Linked DNA regions of Mus musculus: region 2 is linked to region 1. Evidence: chromatin loops called from intact Hi-C (ENCODE). Cell type or tissue: left cerebral cortex. All regions are shown on one strand. Each heading gives the region's core, and the rest is flanking DNA. Links, peaks and the distances in the headings are about the cores only.

Evidence for each region. Hi-C counts contacts between places; a loop is a spot of excess contacts. Peaks named below come from ENCODE experiments on the same cell type or tissue, not always from the same donor. Only the 100,000 strongest peaks of a DNase experiment are listed, where the experiment ranks them.
Region 2: it touches region 1 in a loop (2.2-fold over the local background); 3 of 42 quality-filtered maps call a loop at or near these places.

Annotation. Positions count from the first base shown.
Region 1 is chr6:103,197,303-103,209,625 of GRCm38, forward strand. No RefSeq gene overlaps it. Among named protein-coding and RNA genes, the nearest start is that of Chl1, 310 kb to the right of the region's middle. In left cerebral cortex, for the core only: a CTCF peak has its summit at 4,570 (motif pointing left); a DNase peak (open chromatin) is centred at 4,537.
Region 2 is chr6:102,584,148-102,596,470 of GRCm38, forward strand. No RefSeq gene overlaps it. Among named protein-coding and RNA genes, the nearest start is that of Cntn3, 130 kb to the left of the region's middle. In left cerebral cortex, for the core only: a CTCF peak has its summit at 6,217 (motif pointing left); a DNase peak (open chromatin) is centred at 6,228.

The DNA of each region.
Region 1 (12,323 bases), core at 1,145-9,144:
TTTATTTTATATTTTAAATTAATCACCTTTCAGCGTTTACTTCTCATAGAAGCCTCAAGCTCAAATGTCTGGGAAGTTTATCAGGAGACAGGAATGACTGAAAGAGGTGTGGGCATGAGGGGTAGCTTCCTGTACTGCCTGCATCCTCGTGACTGACCATCCTATAGTTTTCATTGTCATCCAGGTGAAGGAAAGCTGCTTTGCAGAAATGCAACCACAGCATGCATGGATGCTAACATCCCTCAGTAGAAGAGCTGAAAAACCACGGTGGTGTGCTTTGTGGAACCTCTGCCTTTTAATATTTATGAGGAATCTCAAAAGTATATACAATTCCCAAAGGCTGAGAAAAATTCCTTCGGAGGCGGGGATGTGGCTCACAGGCTGCCAATTCTCAGAGGTCCTCATGGGAATCCAAAACTAACAGCCCCTCGTTTAGGAAAATATTGTGCTGGGTATGACGGCTCACACCCATCATGCCAAACACTGAAGCAAAGGAATTAGGGAGAGGTGGAGACAAACACTGGAGCACAGGAGTCAGGGAGAGGTAGAGAAGGAGAGGGAAGGGTGTGTGGCCAGTATTGGGGATGGGGGCTATAGAGAGGGAGGGGAAGGAGGGAGAAGTAGGGAAGAGGAGGGAGGAGTAGGGGGGGCAAAGAACGAAGAGCAAAAGAATAAAATGCAAGGAGAGGGAGTCTCACATATTAAAAGTCTTATAATCTGTTTCTAGAGATATGTTTCCCCAATTTCAGCAACTGCCTTTTGACAGGAAGTGGGGTGATCTCAAGGAAGACCCTTAGCATTTTCAGTTATACACAGAAGCCTTTCATCCCTCTGGTGCCAACTTTTAAATACAGTGCGTCCAAGGATAACCTGTAATACTAAAAGGTAGACACACACAGAAAGTGTGGACTCTTCCTATAAAGACACCATTACGGGAGGGAGCAGGTGACACTGCCACTCCCATGCCAGTAGCTTTTCCTGTCATTTTATGGGTCTATTAATTCAAGTGCCCACAGACCTGATGGCAGTAAAAGTAACTTTATACATAGTTTGGTGAAAAGGAGCATTAGACCTGATTTAGCCACTGAGTTCAATCTAATGCATTCTGAAGGCACTCGTTTTTCACCATTTCCACTGTGTGGGAAATTGGTGAAAGGCAAAAAGTATGACTTTTGAGTTATCATTAATAACTCTAAACTAGATGCACGTGTAAGATGGTCATGGAGCAGTTATCCTACTGAATCCTCTGAGCCAATCCTGTGTTAAGATATCAAGGTGTCAAGGCAGATTATTTTCTAATAAGTAAGATATGGACACAGAAAAACAGGATATAATTATCTCAACTCCATGGAGCTAATGGCTTGTAAGGCCTGTTAGAATCCTTAAATATCCAGGTGGAGTCTTTAGAAAAACAAAACCATAAACTATTGATTCAAAGCATGAAAACGCACACACACAGACACACAGAGACACACACAAACATACACACACACACACACACACACACACACACACATGAATTAGGTCAAGAAATGTCATTCTTTCTATTTCCTTTTCTTTCTGTCCATCTGGGTTATTTTTTTTGTTTGTTTGTTTACATTTTGTTTGTTGGTTTTAGTTTGTTGTTGTTGTTGTTATTGTTGTTTCTATCTTGAGGCACTCCAAATGTAAGGAAGGAGATGTCTTTAGAATGCCTGGTAGAAAAGGTAGCTCAGTCCACTGATGGTTGGGGTGGGGATACAATTTGATATTAAAAATGAAAATGTTGAAGTAATTTGAAAATGTTTGCAACATTTCTTTGCTGGGAGACAATTTATCTCACCAGTTATCCAAGAATTATTTTTTCCTGAAAGAAGACAAGCTAATGGGGGTAAGAAGGAAAGAAAAAAAATCATATTCTGTGACATACAGAAAGAGCTGCTGTCTGCATCTCAGTGTGTAATATGTACTGTGTTTCTCATGTGAAAGAATGTTTTTACAGAAACTTATTCCAAACATAAATGATAATCTCATTGAGTGATATTCACTCTTTCCGGTGAATTATGACCAATTAGTATATTAGAGTAACAGTGGGTAGAGATCAGCATTAAAATAATTAATCTACATAGAATATAAGGCAAGAAAGTAAATAGAGCAAGGGTAAATAGTGATTCAGTTTTATGTGTATGAATGTATTTCAGCGTACAGCGGAATGTGATTTTTCTAACATCATTAAAAATGCTAGGAAGAATGCACTAGCCTGCTTTTCCCACTTTTTAATATTATGAAAGGGAACTGGATATGATGGAGTGCATTTTGTATCTAGGAACTCAGGAGGCAAAGGCAAGAGGTTCTCTGGAAGTGTGAAAGCTGCCTAGTCTGCACAGCAAGCGTTTCAGGCCATCCATGGCTGCATAATGTGTGTGTCTGTGTGTTTGGGTGTGAAAGAGAGAGAAAGACACACACAGAAACAGAGAGAGAGAGAGAGAGAGAGAGAGAGAGAGAACTAATGGTGCTATTTCCATGTAGCATATGCTAGCATATATAGTTTGTGAATCCTTTCTGGATAGTGTATTAATCAACCCCCTGTTGTTGAATAATAAATTAATTCTGTTTTTATTTTCAGAGTTCTTTGTAAAGTCGTCACAGAATCTTTACTTACCCTTCAAACTATTTCAATGGACCTACAGGGGTGACAAAGTACCTAGTGTTTCCTCAGTCTATGAATGTTTAAGAACCCAGCAGTGTAGTTGTTTGTGTTCTGTTTGTTTGTTTGTTTTAGGAAACTATGCCATTTTAAAAGCACTGTTCTATGTAATAGGAAGAGAAACGGTTCTTTGCCTAGAGGACATGACAAGTCCCTGTGGTAGCTCCCATTCTAAGCTTACCCAGTAGAAGTTGTATATCAGTTCAGATCATTATGGGACATGGTTATCAATCCATGATATTTCTGTATACACTGAACCTATGTTGTTGCTGCCTGGATGCAGAGCCATTATAAGCTGTGTTCAAGCTTCTCTATCCTTAACATTGGAGACCTTGAGTCAATTGTGTCTTAATGTACTTGTTATGAATGCAAGCTGATTCATAAACACAACAGGCTCTTCTCGAAGTTCCCTGTTGCTTTTAGTTGGAATTGGTGATGAATAGCTTCTTATACGCAGCCTCTCTTACAGGGCTTGAGTTTGCATTGATTTTGAGAATAGAAATAATGACAAGCAGAAAGGCAGTGGATATATTTTGTGACTTCTTGTGGCCACATTTCCAACTCAGCTCTTTAGAGTCACTATACTTTGTCCATGAGCATTTTAGTACATTTGCCTTGCAGGATAGTTTGAGGAACTTTAGAGAAGTAACTTTCAAGGATTGGTTTAGAACTTGGGTGAATTCCTTTCAATATAGTGGCTGTAGCTCCTGCTCCATGTTGGCTTTTCTCAGTTGGAACACTATCTTAGTTACCTTCTCATAGCTGTGCTAAAATACACCGACAAAAACAACTTGAAGGAAAAACTGTTTGTTTTGACATACTGTTCCATTAAGACAGAATTCATGGTGCCAGGGAAAGCCTGCAATCAGGGGATGAACGACAGGAGCAAGGCGCTTAGCTGGGCATGTGTGGCCAGGAAGCAAGATGGATGAACACTGCTGAGTGATTCCATCTGTGCATGTTAAACATGCTAAGATCCCCTACTCTGGGAATGGCTCTGCCCATAATTAAGGGAAGCCCTCAACATACATAAATGTCTAGAACAATGTCTCTCTGGTGATTATAGATTCTGTCAATTTGGCAATCAACACTAGCAGTCACAGATACCCTGTCCGTTGTTCGCTAACCCCGTCTTGCCTTGAAAAAACATATGGGACTAAAAGATATAAGAAGGTTCCAGAATTACTAAAATGTGGTGGCATTTTTACTTTATGCTTTAAGACTCAAATTATAGAGAACCAATTTATGTGTTTACTGGCAAAAAACCTCACAATTTCTTTGCATTCATATGCAACCATACCTCATTATGTTAAAGTTACACATTGTAGCAATCTCTATATCTGCAATGCACTTAGCTCAACTTCTGAGATTTATTTAGTGTAACAAATAAGGGCAAGTTTATCTAAAGACCAAGAAGTTATCTCTGAGGACGAAAATTCTTCTTTTGAATTAAACTCTTTGTATTTCTTCCATGATTGAATATGAGGACTGAAAAGTGTTTCTTGTAATTATTTCTAGCTGATAGACTCTAAGAGTTTCTTGCAAATTGAAAAAGACCATACCAGCAGGTGGTCACTGTTGTTAAGGGGCTTTCCGGTTTTCCATCTTCACTCAAAAGCATGGAAACTTTTCAAAGGAACTCTGTAAAATATGGGGGCAGAACTCACTTATGTGTATGCAAATAAAAGCCATTCAGCCATCTCAGTGTGAAAGTGTGCACTCTTTTTAGATGTCTCTCTCATCTGTTAAGGTCATGCATGACTGACTCTCATGCAGAAGACAGCAAAGTTTTCCCAGATTCCACACACATGCAAGACATTCAAAGTCTAAAAATTCAACTTCATTACAGAAACTAGAAATAATTCAGGTTAGAGAGCCCTCTAGTGGACTTTTCTGATCATGTCTGAATGTAAATAACAAGGAACAAAAGAGAAAATGATACAAAATGTGTTTTTGAAAAACGGTGCTATGTAGCAAATATTACTTTCTTTTAAATTTTTTTTTAAAAATTAGGAGATGAAAATATATACCATAGCTGAGGTGGGTTACTTCATATAGATGGATAATTCTGAGTATATATCCACAATATGCCACAATATCTCTTCAATATACCACAAAATCAAACTATCAGAGCCAGTAACACGTCAAAGATGCACTTATCTATCTTACTTCTGATTAAGTAAAAATCCTACTTAACATTAGTTAAATTATAACCTGCATAAAAGGCACTACTTTATTATTACCCTCAATCCAAACTGACATTATGGAAAATACTAGAAACGAACAACAAGAACAATCAATCAATCAATCAATCAAATATCCTGTCGACCACACCTTGATACAGTGTTTTCCAAGACATTTTCTGACATAAAAATGTTAGCAGACAGAGAAGACATACAAATCCAGGTCACAGTATTATGTCCTTGCCTTGACCACAAATCCCTAGAAGTATACAGAGTAAAATCCAAAGACTCTCCCATACTTGCCTGAGCTTTTGGCAGGGAAGTCCTTCACCAAAAAGTGCTGCATTCTATACACCATGGTTATAATGATAAAGAAGTCAGGAGAATTTTTTAATCTATATGCATGTTACAAAATCCAGTGCCCCTTATTTCCTTATGTTTATTGAAATGTCCAGTTTCTATTTTTTTCACATTGTAATCATATCTGTATAGTTTAGCTGAAAAGTACTTAGTTATTGCCTCTGTATGGCTAATTTCATATCCTTACTGAGTGAGAGTACCTTGAAAACATAGAGAACATCTTGCTAAATTTCCACAACTCTCTGTCCTCGTCTCTTACCCTTTCTCCCTATATTGTACAACTTTCCTGTTTCTTCATGTTTCCAATTTTTTTAATCTTTTATTATTTATTTATTTATTTATTTACACTTCAGATTTTATTAATCCCCCCCACCCTGGTCCACTCTCCAACCTATTCACATCTCATATCTCCTTCCAACACCCTATCTCCATGAGGATGACCCCAACCCACCTGCCACACAATCAGACCTCTAAACTCGTGGGCCTCCCATCTCTTGATGGTTAGGTGCATCTTCTCTGACTTAATCCAGACCCAGCAGCCCTCTGCTGTGTATGTATTGGGGGCCTCATATCAGGTGGTGTATGCTGCCTGTTTGGTGGTCCAGTGTTTGAGAGATCTCGGAGTCCAAGTTAATTGAGACTGTTGGTCCTCCCACAGGGTCACCCTTCTCATAACCTTCTTCTAGCTTTTCCCTAATTCAATCATGGGGCTCAGCAGCTTCTGTCCATTGGTTGGGTGCAAGTATCTACATCTGACTCTTCCAGTTGCTTGTTGAGTCTTTCAGATGACAGTCAAGATAGGTCTCTTTTTGTGAGCACTCCATAGCTTCAGTAATAGTGTCTGGCCTTGGGACCTCCCTTTGACCTGGATCCCACTTTGGGCCTGTGGCTGGACCTTCTTTTCCTCGGGCTCCTCTCCATTTCCATCCCTGTAATTCTTTCAGACAGGAACAATTTTGGGTCAGAGTTTTGACTGTAGGATGGCAACTGCTTCCCTTCCCTGAGGCCCTGTCTTCCTGCTGGGTGTGGGCTCTATAAGTTCCCTCTCCCTATTGCCCAGCAATTCATCCAATGTTCCTCTCTTTGAGTCCTGAGATTCTGTCACCTGCCAGTTCTCTGGTGCATTCTGGTGGGTTCCCCCAAACTCTGACTTTCTGAGGTGTCCTGTTTCCATTCTTTCTGCTGTCCCTCAGGGCTTCAGTGTTTTTTTACTTCATCCAATACCAGATCATGTGCCCCTCTTCCCCCTCCCCCAATCCACTTTACCTCCCCATTTGTGATTGCTTGCTTCTCCCTCCCAAGTGGGACTGAGGCCCTTCAGCTTGTTGACCTTTTTTGAGTTCTGTGGTCTGTATCTTGGGTATTCAGTACTTTTTCTTTTTTTCCTTTTTGGTAAATATCAACTTATTAGTGAGTACATATCATGCATGTCATTTTGGGTTACATCTAATAGAGGGCTAATATCCAAAATATATAAAGAACTCAAGAAGCTAACTACCAAAATAAAAAACAAACAACCCAATGGAAAAAATGGGGTATAGAACTAAATCAAGAATTCGCAACAGAGGAATCTCAAATGGTTGAGAAGCACCTAAAGAAATGATCAAAGTCCTTAGTGACCAGAAAAGTGCAAATCAAAATGACCCTGAGGTTCCACTTTACACCAACCAGAATGGCTAAGATCAAAACCTCAGGTGACAACACATGTTGGTGAAGATGTGGAGAAAGAGGAACACTCCTCCATTACTGGTGCGATTGCAAACTGGAAATCAAACTGGAGGTTTCTTAGAAAATTGGAAATAGATCGTCCTGAAGACCCAGCAATACCACTTTTGGGAATATACCCAAAATATGCCACAGGGGTGTGTGTGCCACTATGTTTGTGTATGTGCCAGCCTTGTTTGTAAGAGCCAGAAGCTGTAAACAACTCAGATGTCCCACGACAGAAGAATGGATACAGAAAATGTAGTTGAACAGAATGGAATACTACTCCTCTATCAAGAACTAGGACATCCTGAGTTTTGCAGGCAAATGGATGGAACTAGAAAATATTCTACCAATTATTTTAGGGTCCCCAATGGTAAGGGACAAAGTAGGTGGCACCTTAGGAATGACTGCAACCAGTAATTACGCTGTAGACTCTTGGGTCCTGAGCCTTAATTCTGTTTTAATGCTGTCTTTCTTTGAGCACCTGTCTTTTTCTCCCACTCCACTACTCCTCGTTTACTATCCAAATTCCAGTCAATTTTGTCAGTGAATAAGAAGCACTTTTCAGAGTCAGTGTTCTCAGTATGGTTATTTACTTGGGCCAAAAAATTTGAGTGTAATCATAAATGAATTCCATTCATTCAGATTTATTCACCAGGCTGACATTTTCTTTCATTAAGAAGGAAACAGAAACAGTAGTGGGAATGTTATTGATTGGGTTACCACCCACAGAAATGAAGATTTCCATTCCATCTTTTAACTGTGATGCCTTCCTCTGATGGTTTGTAGCACTATTTCATTATGATAATCATAAGAATTTCCTCTAAATATTATTATTTTGAAAGAAAGTGGGAAAGAGTAGTTGGGGGTTTACAAGAGGGGGATTATTTGGAATAGGGATGTGAAGGGAGAAAAGAAGCTACAAAAATACACTTGGTTTGAAAATATCACAATGCTGTGTAAAGCCTTGTATGATATTTTTAAAATTAAGAACTTTTTCAAGCTCTCATTATTCATAAATTTTGATTTCTCTTGAAATGATGATAAGTATATCAACATAGGATTCTTTGAATTTTGTTTTCTTCGTGTGCACACAGTCTGAAAAAGGGCTGCTGAGGTTCTTTCTCAAAAGAACTAAGAAAGCACTAGGTGATATTCTATGAACTAGTTTGGACCCCTCTTGTCTTCTAAAGGGAAGCACAGGTTGAGGCCTACGTCCTCTATTTCCTAGATAAGCCGTGTATGCCTTATGCTTCTTAACTTTCTGTGCCTGTCTTGACACAGAGGTAAAGAGATTGAGTGGTTTTGAGAATTTTCTTCTGATATTATGCATTTGTGAAAACCCAAGACCAATTATACCAACAATCCCTGCTTCAAGTAAACCTACCTTTTCAAGTGATTTTTATTTCTTTTTATTTTTAGTATCTTACACACAGGAAATCTTTGCATATAGTTTTTAAAGTTTATATACAGAATCACCCCCTCCTTCGCCCATATATACTTCCCAGACTGAGGCTATGTAAAATCCATAGAAACCTTTAAGCACCCTGTGCCTTCTTCCTGCCAAGTCATAACCTTTTAAAGGTAGCTCCATGCTGTCTATCAGCACAGTTTAATTTTGCCAGGAGTACTTTCCACAAATGAAATCCTACAGAATGTGCCCCATTTGTGAGTATTCAGTTTATAACAATCAATCAAATGAATATGTGTGCAAGTGGTTTACTTAATTTCAGTCCTGTGTCATGTCTGTGACTATATTCCAGTTTATCAAATCTACTATGGAATGTGGTTTTCTTTTTTCCCATTAGGAGGCATTATGAACAAATATGCTATGAGTGTTTGTATATGTGTTCTGATAGACATACAGACATAAAATGACTTTTGGTGTAGTTCAAAGTGTACACAATGTTTACTGCAGGACATTTGGGGAAGTGATTATCTAAAGTGGTTGTGCATATTTACCTAGTTCTGTCCCACATTTCTCTTATACATACTGACACATAAAGAATAATTGGAAAGTAAAATAATTGGGAAAATAAAACCACATATCACTTTCCTCATTTCTTTTGCTTTATGTTCATGTTTTAGAAGAACCAACCAGTTAAACATGCAACAAATAACTCAGTTCTTTAAAGAAGTCTCTAGTTCTTCTAGCAGTGTCTGTGGTATCTGCAGCTAATGCATTAAATGGGAGGTGATGTTGTTTTAATTAATGTGATTGTTATAATCGTCACACAACTTACAAATGGATCAACTCATTGTGTTGTTCATGTTGAATACAGAAAGTTTTGATTTGTCAACAAAATACGCTCAAATTAAAAAGAAAGCAACATGAAAGTTGTCTCTTCTCTAGATGTGCCAAGACCACTGTACTGATGAATTCTGCAGCTGTGATAGCCTGGGGATAACCCAACAAGACCAAGCTAATCAACACTGGGGATGACCCCACAAGACCAAGCTAATCAACATTTCAGTATAGTGGAGGGAAGAGGCAAATGAGCTCCCTCCTACAGCTGAGGGGTTATTTTTTATTAGATATTTTCTTTATTTACATTTCAAATGTTCCCCTTTCCTGGTTTCCCCTCCAAAAAGCCCCTTTGCTTTCTCTCTTCTCCTGCTCACCAACCCACCCACTCCAGCTCCTGGCCTTGTCATTCCACTATACTGGAGCATAGAACCTTCACAGGATCAAGGGCCTCTCCTCCCATTGATGCCCGACTAGGCCATCCTCTGCTACATATGCAGCTAGAGCCATGATTCCCACCATGTGTTTTCTTTAGTTGGTTTAGTCCCTGGGAGATCAGTGGGGGTTGGGGGGTACTGGTTAGTTCATATTGTTGTTCCTCCTATGGGGCTGCAAACCCCTTCTGCTCCTTAGGTCCTTTCTCTAGCTACTTCATTGGAGACCCAGTGCTCCATCCAATGGATGGCTGTGAGCATCTACTTCTGTGTTTGTCAGGCACTGACAGAGCCTCTCAGGAGACAGCTATATCAGCCTCCTGTCAGCAAGCTCTTGTTGGCATCTGCAATAGTTTCTGGGTTTGGTGACTGTATATAAGATGGATCCCCAGGTGGGGCAGTCTCTGGATGGTCATTCCTTCAGTCCAGCTGAAGAGTTATTAACAGTTGTTGACCAGTAGCTTTCTTAGGGGGAATATCTCTTTTATTTTGAACATACTCCAGTGGCATACATCCACAGGCATGAGTATATGGCCAGACTAATTGGTCTCAGGGGTTTTAAAAATTAAACAAATAAAAAGATGAAAAATTGTGATGCAGATGTGAGAGAGAACTAAGGTAAAGATAGAGAGAGAGAGAGAGAGAGAGAGAGAGAGAGAGAGAGAGGGAGAGAGAGAGCGAGAGTATAAATTTGGTTGAAATATATTTTACATGTACATGAAACTCTCAAACAATAAATTAAAATCATTATATTAAAGGAAAATGAGAATTTGAAGTTTAAAAAATTACAGCAGTAAATTCTAAAACAACAAATATTTGAAATAAATATATACATATGTCAAATTATTTTAAAAAAAAATAGGACAATCAGGGCTGGAGAGATCAGACATCAGCTGAGAGCAGCACAAGCTACTTTTTTAGAAATCCCAGCTCCAATGTGCAGAGCTCCATGGCAGCTCACAACTATACTTAAAATTAATTCCAACATCTTCTGACTTCCACAGGCACTCCACATACATGATACATAGATATCCAAGCAGGCAAAAAAGACTCAAACATATAAAATAAAATGGGAAAAAAGAAGTTTTGAGGTCTATCAAAGCTATTTCTTTAAAATATCATCCTCCTACATTGCAGTCTGTCATCTTTGCTCACATCACAGGAGGCAGACACTCATGCTGTCTAATTTAGGAAATAATTACTTGATGGTGATTAACTGTAGCTGGGAAGAAGATATCCCTATACAAGAAGAGTTGGCTAAGGAAAAATCCCTTCTTTCCTTGTACACCTGTGGCACTGAGTCTGTTTGAAAGGTGATTATCCTCTGCCAGTGCACAGTACCAAGTTTGTTCATTCTCTGTAGGTCTGAAGTATATACTCCCCCTGCAAGCCATCTTTGCTATACCAAGGACTAACAGACCAGCAGTTCTTGGATGATTAAATATATTTTCTGATCTTGTACCGGTCAAGGACACTTTTACTGCTTGCTGCCAAATATTAGTCAGCATTTTAGATTTGAGGGTCTATCTGCTGGCTGAAGTGGTTAGCAACAGGAAAAATCAAATCTAAATTAAACGGGAGCATATTTTTGGAAATCGACTTTTTTATATGGATGTTCAGCATAACAGATTTGTACAAGAAAAAATGTAAGTTGGCCTGTGCGTGGCTTACTAGTGATGATACTTATAAGAATTAAAACATACATTGCCTATTTTTTAAGAATCACATAATGTTTATGATCACTAACACCATTTATTTCACTTCAGTGAATGAAAGTGTCTATAATGACATCACGTAAAAATTTATATGGGATTAATATGTTTCTAGAATCATTGTTTCAGTTCATGGTATCCATACCCCATTTGTCTGCAATGATTGTGTCTGTACCATGAGTATGAATTGAAACATTTTAAAATTACCAATATATAATGCTGTAAGTACTTACACTATCATTAGTGCTAAGAAAAAGTTATTTGTAGACCAAAAAAAAAAAAAAAAGTCCTCTGTATCTATGATAACAGTTTAAATCATTGTGCTCTGTTCAATTTAAAACACCATTCATTCTAATTAACATGTTTTGGACAATAAACATTATAAAGCTTTCATTAGCATTAAACTGCTAAGTCATTTTAAACTCACCTCTTGAGAATTTAAGATGCTCTTGTGGAAATTAGAAGGTGAGAGTCCTTCTGTTATATGTTATATTTCATTAAAACAAAAGTATGTAATCGAATCACCAAATTCCAAAAGGATTTTTCACAAGCCTTCACACATGAACACATTTCTATATCTTTGACACATTATATTCATATGCATATTTGTATGTATGTGTGCATGTGATTCAATATAATGCACTGATACATATAGCTATAGTAGACTAAGAGAATATGCTAATTAAATGCTACTTGCTACAATTCTTTCTGTTGCTAAGCAATCAGGCTGTCCTTGTGACACCCAACCTTGAGTTTGGCTGGCAACAATCCAGGGCTCAGTGGCATGTCCATCTATCAAGACTAAGTAAAGACTGTGTGTGTTCTTCCTTGCTGTGTTTTGAGTGTCTGCTTTCCCCATCTGCAAGTTAGCACTGTCATATCAAGGACTAACAGCAACTCATTAGTATTTAAAATTCCCACTTGCTCTGGCAGCAGTCAAGAGCACTTCCATTACTTCCTTCCACATATTCCTTTTGTTTCTGGAATACGGATATA
Region 2 (12,323 bases), core at 3,070-11,069, 610 kb before region 1:
TGTTTACTGATGAGATCTGTGGGGAAGGACTGGATGATGTGTGTCAGTGGTTGGTGGCTTGTGAGAAACTTGAAAGCCACTTGGTTGGACTACCTTAGATTTGAGAATAAAATATTTGAACTTGAACCATAAGAGTGTAGAGGCATATGGACTTCAATGAGTCAGAAATATTCTAGACATTAAAATAAGGAGAGCAGGAAAATTGTGTCTCTTTTCCCTTATTTCTCCCTTAACTGCTCGCTAAATAGAATCATGCAAGCCTCCAAGGCCCTGCATCTGTTGCAATGATTGTTAGATTAGATATTTGGAAAGCACTTCTGTCTTTCCAATTCAGCATTAAATGATATTGGTCCTCTATGCAATAAAAAATTATTTCATAGATATGTACTACACACTGTACACCTCTAGTTATGTGGCATAGTCTCCTTCTGCACATTCTTCACCTATTTACGTAACCAAACTATTAAAAATGAATCAGAAGACATCTATATATTTTAATCAATATCTAATTCATGTCCAGAGAAAATTCTTTTATTTGCCCATTTAACTTTCTTATTATCCACTCATATGCCACTCTGTCTTCCTCTTTTATTTTTTTATAAGTAAACTGCAATTGATTTATAGCAAATTCATTTCATAGCCTGTCACCTCTCTCATATGCCACTCCACATCTTCAGTTCAAAAAACTTGCAACTACACTCTAAATTAAGTACAAATCCAACTCTGCACTCTGGTTACTCTCATTAGTATTCAAGGTTACCGAGCCTTTGATATCAAATAATAGATACCCAAACACAAAGGAAAACCTATTTGTCATAGAAATGTAAAACCCAGTGTTGATATCAATTTCAAACACTCTAGATTCAAAGCCTCAAATCTTCTCTCATCAATACGTGAAACCTCCCTTCTTCCTTTGTACTGAATTCAGTATCTGTTACCTGCTTTCTATTGGTGGCTCCTAACTCTTCCTGACTTGACATTCTCTCAGACTCTATTCTATCTGACAGAGACTGCCCCTCAACAGTTCCAACAGAGATATGAATGAAAGATGCCTAAAGACTAACATCAGTCTATCTTAGATTCTTTCTCTGCTGGCAAAGAGAGAGGATGTTGTGACTAACAAGTCTTGTGTCAGTACTCCCTGCTACAAATGAGGCAAATGCACTTGTATTACATGGATTGTGATATCCACAGGAAAAGTTCTAGAGCCCCTAAACCTGCTTCCATCAAAAGCTACAGCATACAATTTTTTCCTTTTCTTTCCTTCCTCTGTACACCAGGGGAGAAAATTAATAGAGAAAACCCAGGCAAATCTGTTTACAGATCATCTCTGATTTGAGGTGACATGGAATGCATTGGGGAAGATTCTGGGCATGAGTGGAAACCATGGCTTTTGATTCAGATATGAGGATGCTCAGTCCCTGTACTGGCTAGTTTTATGTCAACTTCTTACAAGCAACAGTCATCAGGGAGGGGGGATCTCCAATTGAGAAATGCCTCCATGAGATTCAGCTGTATGGCACTTTCTTTTTTTTTTTTAAAGATTTATTTATTTATTATATGTAAGTACACTGTAGCTGTCTTCAGACACTCCAGAAGAGGGAGCCAGATCTCGTTACAGATGATTGTGAGTCACCATGTGGTTGCTGGGATTTGAACTCTGGACCTTTGGAAGAGCTCTTACCCACTGAGCCATCTCACCAGCCCCTGTATGGCACTTTCTTAAGCAATGATCTATAGGGGAAGGGGCAGCCCAGTGTGGCTGTTTCATTCCTTGGCTGGTGTTCCTGGGTTCTGTAAGAAAGAAGACTGTACAAGCTGTGGGGAACAAGCCAGGAAGAAGCACCTCTCCACAGCCTCTATAACAGCTCCTGCTTCTATGTTCCTGCCTTGCATGAGTTCCTGTCCTCACTGCTTTTAATGATGAACTATTATATAGAACTGTGAGTGAAAGTTTGGTCCTGGTATTTCAACACAGCAACAGTAATCCTAATTAAGACACTTGCTTCCTGAGATGCCAGTTGCTCATTTAAGATTTTGAGTAAACCTTCTATCAGTTCTTAATCAAAACTCCATCTTGAAATGAAGTCTCATTCCCCAAAACAGCTGACTCAGCAGAGACATGACCTCTCTTATGGGAAGGCTTAAATTTGCCTCAGGGTTTCACTGGTTTTGGCCTCCTGAAATGCTTCATCATATATTCAATATAAGTTCAGTGACTTATTGAACATCCCAAAGTACAGATGATAACCTAGTGCTTCCAACCCCTGGGGCCTTCTGTTTTAATTAAGCTCTTCAGACTTTCACAAGGGTACAATGGTCAAATAAGAGTCACAGGATGATGTCTGTTCACCCTCCATCACAGGGTTATACAAAGATCATATTTAAAGACATGTAGTTCTGTTAATCTGTAGAACCTCTCAAAAGAAAATAGGATGCAACAATAAATACGTGTATCAGAAGAATCCTTGGATTCAATCCCATGTCTTTTTCCCATGTGTATGCAATAGAGGAGCACAAGATAAATAAGATTTTTCATTATTTCAATTCTTTAAGATATGTGCTCCTCAAATGTTGGTCTGAGAATAGATAGGAACAGCATCACAAAGACATATTTTAGAAGGTATAGACCTTCATATACCCCCACCCTGGGAGAGTCCTTAGCACCTCATGTCATATATCTATGGCATTAGCTCATAATAGAGCACTGCAAAGAGGAGCCAGTGTCTATCAGCAGAATCTTGATCACTAAATGCTTCAGGATTTGCTTTCCTTACTGGTGTGCTTTACTCCTATTGTCTTGAAGATAACAGTGGAGACAATTCCCAACACTTCCATAAACATCATTTTGATAAAGGGGATAGTAGAGTGTTGTTGACCAGAAAGTAGAGAAAAGGTCTACTGGAAGTGAGTGAAAAGGTTCAAGCAGTAGTGTAGTTGTGGGAATGGGGAAATGCAAAGTATGTGTTAACAAAGTAAAAGAGAATTTGTATGCTTGCAAGCCATATTAAAATATAATATGAAATGGGGAGCACATATGATATGAAAGAATGGGCAGAAGAGTACAGGGAGATAACAATTTAAGGGGGATGAAGATAAAACAAAAAAGGGTTAGGGGATGGGTTTCTCAAAAGTAAGGGTAGATGAAGGAGTCTTACGAAACCCTACTGCTTGAAGGATAATTTAAATATACATTTAAAACATAGTGATACAGAAAGGATTCAGTTGGGATACAGAAGTATCCCACAGGCATGAGCAGTGATGGTTCCAAAGGTATGAGTTATTAAATGGAAATCATAGTGTCAGCCTCAGGATGTTATGGCCATTGCTCCTGTTTGCATGTTTTAAGTAGGTGGTAGGACCCTGATGCTGTCAAATGGTAAGTATACACAAAGATGCAAAATCACCTTGGGAAGTAAACTTATCACAAACGTTTTGGGACTCCATTTTCATGGTTTTGTTTAGGACAATCATTAGGGAATATCTTTCTGTAGTGCTTCAATACATTTTCATGCTTCCTTCCATGAATCTACCTGACCTTAGCTCTCTTCTGTGTTCCTATAGTTGGGGATGAGGATTGATGTTGAAGCCTGTTCTATGAAGCGGACTGAGTCCCAGATAAACAGTAGTTGATTCTACTGAGGCTGAGGTTATCTTTAGTTCTATTATCTCCATGAGCATCACTTGTCAGCACTGCCTTCAGTACCTCCAGGGTTGAGGATGACCTTAGGTTTCAGGCTTCTAAAAATTAATTCCTATTTCATTTCCAATGCAAATGAGGTCCAGTTCCACACCACTGCCAGTTTTGTTTTGTTTTGTTTTGTTTTGTTTTGTTTGGTTTGGTTTGGTTTGGTTTGGTTTGGTTTGGTTTGGTTTGGTTTGGTTTGGTTTGGTTTTGTTTTTCCTGTCAGATTCCAAACTGTCATCCAGAAGTACATCTGAGGCAGGAAATATCAGGGGACCATGTCAAGCATCCATGAAACATTTTCAATTAGTAATTTAATACAATTGTCTCACTTTTGAACTTTCCCAAAGAGCCATTGCTTTTCTGAATTATGTCGTTTGGTAAGTAATAATGCTAAGAATGCACACAACTGAAGTTGAACTTAGTAATCACCCTCCAATCCTAGCTTGTTCTTCCTTCCTAAACACCTTTAACTTCACCTTCTCTCCTTTTGCAAGATTGGTTTTATATTTACTTATCTGTGTCTTTATAAGTGTCTCTGGCCACATCTGTAGCTGAGTGTCTGCAAAGGCCATAGATGGCTTGAGATCATATGAAGCTGGGGTTTCGGGTTGTGAGTGACCATAGGCCAGTGCTGGGAACAGAACTCCAGCTTTGGGAAAGAATAGTAGATACTATTAACTACTAAGCTGCCTCTCCAGCTCCATCTCTGTCATTTTTAAACCTGGCAGAATGCCTCCTTCGGCTTCTCTAGCAGGTTCTGGGCTTCTCAAAAGGACTCACTACATTTGGCTTTGAATTAAATTTTCTGTTCATGCTTTAATCTATCCATGGTAGACTTCTGGAGTTCACATATGGTTTGTACAATCATGTCTACAGAATATTTTTATTTTGTATTTTAATCCTTCTGATACTGTTAGAGTCACGGAGAGGACATTTCTGACATCACTAATCATTGGATTTAGTAAGATCCCAGGGTAGGCATCTGAGCCATGAGGAAGTAGATAATTCATTCTTGTTGAACTGACATGGACTTGTTCTTCTTAAGCTATGTTAGAATTAGTGCCAAAATTTTCAATTTAGTTTAAATAAAAAAAGAATTCAGCCTCCTCAACTTTTTATCTTGATATCTTAAATGAAGGTAGGAGATGAAATTCACACTTCACTTTAACTGCCATGAACTTGCACAGAGTTGAATGGCTGAAAAATAGTTTACTCAATAACTCTCAGTCAGATGGAGCTATCCACAGCAGTGGCATTTATTGGTTTATGTATCTTACTTCAGATGTCTTTCCAAACCCAAGAACTATTAAGTTATTCACTTTGTGTCTTCACTGCTTTGATCATAGCTTCGGGGCCAACACTTATTCTTTCTGTTAAATTAATGAAAGATAAATAATATTCAGTAGTTATATTCAGTTGCAGATAGATCTAATGAATGGATGAATATTACAGAGGGGTGGGGATTCTATTGTATTTTTAAACTATAAATGTAATATTAGTTTGTAAAAAATATTCCTAGAAACTGTGGTTTTTAAAAAGTCATTAATTCATACTCACATATTCGTGGTTGAGTTGATCTAGCTGTGTTTAGTTAGAGAGCAAAGCTTCAAGTGTGGTTCTGACTGGGCACTGCTCCTTGTTGAATTTGGCTCAGTCTGCACTACTTGTGTTTACTCTGAGAATCTGGCTGATGATACAGCAATTACTCAGGATAGTTTTTTCTCACTGTGATGGCAGAGGTCCCAAGGAACGAATCTTCTTACATAAACACACCTGAAGCTTGTGCTTCTGTCATGATATCAGCATCTAGCTGTAGGTAGGGAGGACGAGAACAAAAGACAGAGGAAACCAAAGTGCTGACGACCAAACTCAAGAGTATTGGTAAAAATACACATTGGTTCTGTGAAGAAAACAGAAAAATCTTCAGGCAAAAAGCATAGCTGTAGGCAGGAATGAATTGTAACAAATGTTTCAACCTACCGTATCAGGCGTCTTTAACTTACCTATTTTATATCTAGGATGCCTGTGCTTCATATCCAAAATAGCTAAAGAGGGTTTTATACTGACTCATATTTGAAGATTTCCTGAATTAATTCCAGTTAAGTTGTCTATTTTCTGTACTTAAATTGAAATTTTTTATTTGTGTGTACGGAAATGTTGCTGTACTCTGTACAATTTGTGCAAGGTGCTTACTTACACTAGTTTAATTATTTATTATTTAATTTAACTATATATATTTGATAAATACTTTTATTTGATTTTTATTATTAATTGTTTTTAATTAATAGTGATTTCATGAGCACATTGCCCTGATTTTGCACATTTTCCTAGGGAAATAGCGTCTCGTGATTTCTAACAACCATACCCATCTCTCAGCACTTCACTGCTATGTCATTGCCCTTCTTCATGATCAAGTCCAATACCTTGAGCAGTTAAGAATTATATTTTTGCCTCCATTTCTCAGGGTTTTCAAGTTTACCCATTTCTGTGGTGCTTCCAAGGTTTAATATTGTGCACCCTCTGCTGGGGAAAAAAACAAAGAAAATTCCATCAATTGTGGAAGTGATTTGGGAAAATGGAGAAAAAGCTCTAGATTGGAAGAATGCTGGGCTCATAAAAGTCATTCAGTTTGCAGCTTATTTGCACAACATGTTTCTGTGAGTCTTCGTCATAAACAATGTATTAAGACATTTAAGTGAAGACGCATTAACTTAAAAATACACAAATTCATCATTTATGAATCAAAGAGTTGTGAAAAATTGGATTCAAGCCTGCTTCACAAGTGAATTTTAGGCTATGTTTAATGCATATCCTATGGCAGAGAAGCCAAACCGTCAAGAAAAGAAAGAACTAAAGATCTGAATCACAAAAGCCACGACCTTGTAATGTCTTGGTTTGCCTTGCACAAACAAAGTTTTCATGTTCTGTACTACCAATCTGTTTAGGCATTCATTTTTGCTTATGACTTCTTCTTCAGTGAGGGAAAGAGAAAGAAAGGGCAAGAGCATGGGGTTGGGTAGGGAAGGAGGTGGGGGGTGGGGATCTGGGAGGAGTTGGGGTAGGAGGGGAAGGATATGATCAAATATGATCAAAATAAATTATATGAACAATTAAATAATGAACAAATAAACAAACTTATGGTGTCATCTCTTAAGTACCCAAGGAGCTAAAGAGAACTGCAACCCTATAGGTGGAACAACAATATGAACTAACCAGTACCCCGGAGCTCTTGTCTCTAGCTGCATATGTATCAAAAGATGGCCTAGTCAGCCATCACTGGAAAGAGAGGCCCTTTGGACTTGCAAACTTTATATGCCCCAGTACAGGGGAACGCCAGGGTCAAAAAGGGGGAGTGTGTGGATAGGGGATTGGGGGGGTTGGTATGGGGGACTTTTGGGATAGCATTGGAAATGTAAATGAGGAAAATACCTAATTAAAAAAAAAAGAGAGAAAAAAAAAAAGGTGTCATCTCTTGTGGACAAAGTTACCTGTGGCCAATCCTGATCACCTGGATTCAACTTTCAAAGTACATATTACAGTGGATCTGACTCCTGCAAGGTGTTCTCTGATCCCACCCCCACCACACACACACACACACACACACAGACACACACACACACACACACACACACACATACACACAGGCAGTGAAAAAGGAGAAAAGTATGTTTGCATAACACACACACACACACATACACACAGACAGAGAGAGAGAGAGAGAGAGAGAGAGAGAGAGAGAGAGAGAGAGAGAGACTTAAATTCTATATCCCTTCACAATGCATTATAGAGAATGCTAATAACAGTACATACTGGTATACAATTTCACTTAAAGGTTTCCACATGATGCCAAAGCCAGCCTGAAATTGCTTCAAGTAGCTTGAAAACATAACATAAATCTAAGTTCCATGATACTTTCCATTTAATGGAAGAATACAGCAGTCTCTGTTTTTTCCTCACACATTTAATAATAAGCAAACAATTGCGCCCAAGTGAAATTATCATTTAGAATTCACTATTAGACAGAAGTTTGTCAGGTTCTGACAGAAGTTACTTTCAAATCTTTGTACATAAACATGTGTGACTATGGTAGGTATAATATGGAATGTCATAATACATTGTTGACAGTGGTCAAATTTATCCATGTCCCACACTGCTCGGTAGAATCTACTTTGCCAAGAATATTTCTGACAGTATAGCTGTCCTAGCAACCCATAGCAAAATGCAAGTCTGTTGTTTTTTAATCCAAGACAATGTTTCAGCCCAGAAGTTCTACTTCCAGATGTCTGACAGATACTGGTGTTCTCACTGACAACAGTGGCACCTCTATTGATCATTATCCTTACACCTTCAGTTTTCTTTTCAATTTGTAACATGTTCAGATTCCAGATTCCCCTGACCATGTCTGCTGCTCTGAGGATTGCATCCACTAGTGCCTATGAAGGTAGTTTGACATCTTTGGTAAATATAGCACAAATCCTTAAATGCTGAATCAAATCCAGAAGAATTTTCATCCCAGAAAAGGTAACGGGTCAATTCTTATCACTTCTCCTTTCTTCATTCTCTCCACAAAATAATAAATGATATAGCAATATTACATTTTTGTAAATATTTTAATGGATATTTTCTTTATTAACATTTCAAATGTCATTCCCTTTCCAGGTGCCACCCGTCCAGGAAACTCCTGCCCTATCCATCCTCGCCCTGCTTCTATGAGGGTGTTCTATGAGGTTTAGGAGTTCTCTGGTGGAATTTTTAGGGTCACTTAAGTATACTATCATATCATCTGCAATTAGTGATTTTTAACTTCTTCCTTCCCAATTTGTATTCCTTTGACCTCCTTTTGTTGTCTAATTGCTCTGGCTAGGACTTCAACTACTATATTGAATAGGTAGGGAGAGAGTGCCTTGTCTAGTCCCTGATTTTAGTGGGATTGCTTCAAATTTCTCTCCATTTAGTTTGTTGATGGCTACTGGTTTGCTGTTTATTGCTTTTACTATGTTTAGGTATGGGCCTTGAATTCCTGATCTTTCCAAGACTTTTATCATGAAGGGGTGTTGTCAAATGGTTTCTCAGGATCTAATGAGATGATCAATTTTTTTTCCATTTGAGTTTGTTTATATAGTGGATTATGTTGATGACTTTCCATATATTGAACCATCCCTGCATCCCTGGGATGAAGCCTACTTGATCATGATGGATGATCCTTTTGATGTGTTCTTAGATTTGGTTTGCAAAGATTTTATTGAGTATTTTTGCATCAATATTCATAAGGGAAATTGGTCTGAAGTTCTCTTTGTTGGGTCTTTGTGTAGTTTAGGTATGAGAGTAATTGTGGCTTCATAGAACAAATTGGGTAGAGTACCTTCTGTTTCTATTTTGTGGAATAGTTTGAGGAGTATTGGTATTAGGTCTTCTCTGATTGTCTGATAGAACCCTGCACTAAACCCATCAGGTCCTGGCCTCTTTTTGGTTGGGAGAGTACTAATGAGTGTTTCTATTTCTTTAGGGGATATGTAAATGTTTAGATTGTTTATCTGATCCTGATTTATCTTTGGTATCTGGTATCTGTCTAGAAAATTGTCTATTTCATCCAGGTTCTCCAGTTTGTTGAGTATAGGCTTCTGTAGTAGGATCTGATGATATTTTGGATTTCCTCGGATTCTATTGTTATGTCTCCATTTTCATTTCTGATTTTGTTAATTAGGATACTGTCTCTGTGCTCTAGTTAGTCTAGCTAAGGGTTTACCTATTTTGTTGATTTTTCTCAAAGAACCAGCTCCTGGTTTGGTTGATTCTTTGTATAGGTATTTTTGTTTCCACTTGATTGATTTCAGCCCTGAGGTTGATTATTTCCTGCTCTCTACTCCTCTTGAGTGAAATTGCTTCTTTGCGTTCTAGAGTGATCAGATGTGCTAACAAGCTGCTAGTGTATTCTCTCTCCAGTTTCTTTTGGGAGGCACTCAGAGCTATGAGTTTTCCACTTAGGACTGCTTTCATTGTGTCCCATAAGTTTGGGTATGTTGTGGATTCATTTCATTAAACTTTAAAAAGTCTTTCATTTCTTTCTTTATTTCTTCCTTGACCAAATTATCATTGAGTAGAGTGTTGTTCAGCTTCCATGTGTATGTTTTATGTTGTTATTGAAGATCAGCCTTAGTCCATGGTGATCTGATAGGATGCATGGGACAATTTCAATATTTTTGTGTCTATTGAGGCCTGTTTTGTGACCAATTATATGGTCAATTTTGGAGAAAGTACCATGAGGTGCTGAGAAGAAGGTATATCCTTTTGTTTTAGGATAAAATGTTCTGTAGATATCTGTTAAACCCATTTGTTTCATAACTTCTGTTGGTTTCACTGTGTCTCTGTTTTGTTTCTGTTTCCAGGATCTGTCCATTGATGAGAGTCAGGTGTTGAAGCCTCCCTCTATTATTGTATGCAGTGGAATGTGTGCTTCGAGCTTTACTAAAATTTCTTTTATGAATGTGGATGCCCTTGCATTTAGAGCATAGATGTTCAGAATTGAGCATTCATCTTGATAGAATTTACCTTTGATGAGTATGAAGTTTCCCTTCTTATCTTTTTTGATAACTTTAGGTTGAAAGTTGATTTTATTCTATATTAGAATGTTTACTCCAGCATTTGTCTTGGGACCATTTAATTGGAAAATTGTTTTCCAGCCTTTTACTCTGAGGTAGTATCTGTCTTTGTCACTGAGGTAGGTTTCCTGTATGAGATGGGTTTGCTGTTTATGTAACCAGTCTGTTAATCTATGCCTTTTTATTGGAAAATTGAGTCCATTGATATTAAGTGATATTAAGGAATAGTCATTATTGCTTCCTGTTATTTTTGTCGTTAGAGTTAGAATTCTCTTCATGTGGCTATCTTCTTTTAGGTTTGTTGAAAGATTACTTTCTTGCTTTTTCTAGGGTGTAGTTTCCCTCCTTGTGTTGGAGGTCTGGTGTAATTCTAATAGGTCTGCCTTTATAAGTTACTTGGCCTTTTTCCCTTACTGCTTTTAATACTCTTGTTTTGTTTTGCGCATTTTGTGTTTTGATTATTATGTGACAGGAGGAATTTCTTTTCTGATTCTATCTATTTAGTGTTCTGTAGGCTTCTTGTATGTTCATGGGCATCTCTTTCTTTAGGTTAGGGAAGTTTTCTTCTATAATTTAAATTTTCTTCTATAATTTTATTGATAATATTTACTGGCTATTTAAGTTGGAAATATTTACTCTCCTCTTTACCTATTATCCTTAGCTTCAGTCTTTTCGTTGTGTCCTAGATTTCCTGGATATTTTGTGTTAAGTTATATTTTCATTTTGTATTTTCTTTGATTATTGTATCAATGCTTTCTATGGTATCTTCTGCACCTGAGAGTCTCTTTTGTATCTCTTGTATTGGTGATGCTTATATCTATGTCTTCTGACTTCTTTCCTAGGTTTTCCATCTCCACATTTGTTTCCTTTATGATTTCTTTATTGTTTCACTTCCATTTTTAGATCCTGAGTGGTTTTGTTCAATTCCTTCACCTGTTTGATTGTGTTTTCCTGTAATCCTTAAATGGATTTTTGTGTTTCCTCTTTAAGGGCTTGTACCTGTTAACCTGTGTTCTCCTGTATTTCTACAAGGGAGTTATTTATGTCCTTCTTAAAATCCTCTGTCAGCATCCTAAGATGTGATTTTAAATCCTAATCTTTCTTTTTCAGTGTGTTGAGGTATCCAGGACTTGCTGTGGTGGGAGTCCTTGTTTCTGATGATTCCAAGTAGTCTTGGTTTCTGTTTGCCTTTTGCCATCTGGTTATCAATTGTAGCCTCCCCCAGCTTGAAGTGGGCTGGTGAAGACCTTGTCACCACTGAGGTGGGGCCATCTGAGGTGCAGCTTTCTGACTTGGCTGGCTTCTTTTGAAGTGACAACTGCCTTGCTCTTCTCTGAAATGTTGCTACCTGCCGGAGGTTGAACCTGTCTTCCTGAGACATTACTGAATAAGCAACAGCCTGGGGACCAAGTGCTGACAGCATGGCGACAAAGCACCAAGGATGGACTGGCGGGGGTGGGAGGCAGGGGGGCAGCGGGGGGGGGGGGGCAGAGATGGGCCTTCTCCCTTTTAAGCACAAGCACAGTCTCTTAGTAAACTCTCGGGCCTTGATCAGAGAAAACGTGTCTTGGCCTCATTATTTCTCTCAAAGTCTAGTCTCTTTCAGCCCCAGGCTGCCTTCCAGGAGTACCCAATTCATGTAGGCCAGGCCGGCCTACTACAATAGTAATCTCTAGTGTTAGATGTTCTTGCTGTGTCTGGCTGGAGCTTGTTCTTCCTGTGGGTCTGTAAACCTGTGTCAGCACTCACTGGAGACAAGCTCTCCTTTGACAGGAAAGTTGCACAGAGGGCTACAGAACATCCCCACATCCTAGGTGCAGATGGAGGCAGGAAAGACCCTATCTCAGCTGCTCTGCTGCTTCTGCACCTTGTGCTTGTGTGCTCCTGGCTGGTCCTGCCTTTTGACAGTCACTGGAGAGAAAATGGCAATCTCTCCTGAATCCAAGGGTCAGAGCTTTTCCAATGCCCTTATACCATATCAGCAGAAGAACTCTTGTTTCTTCATCATATAATAAGGGGAGATATCTCACTACTCT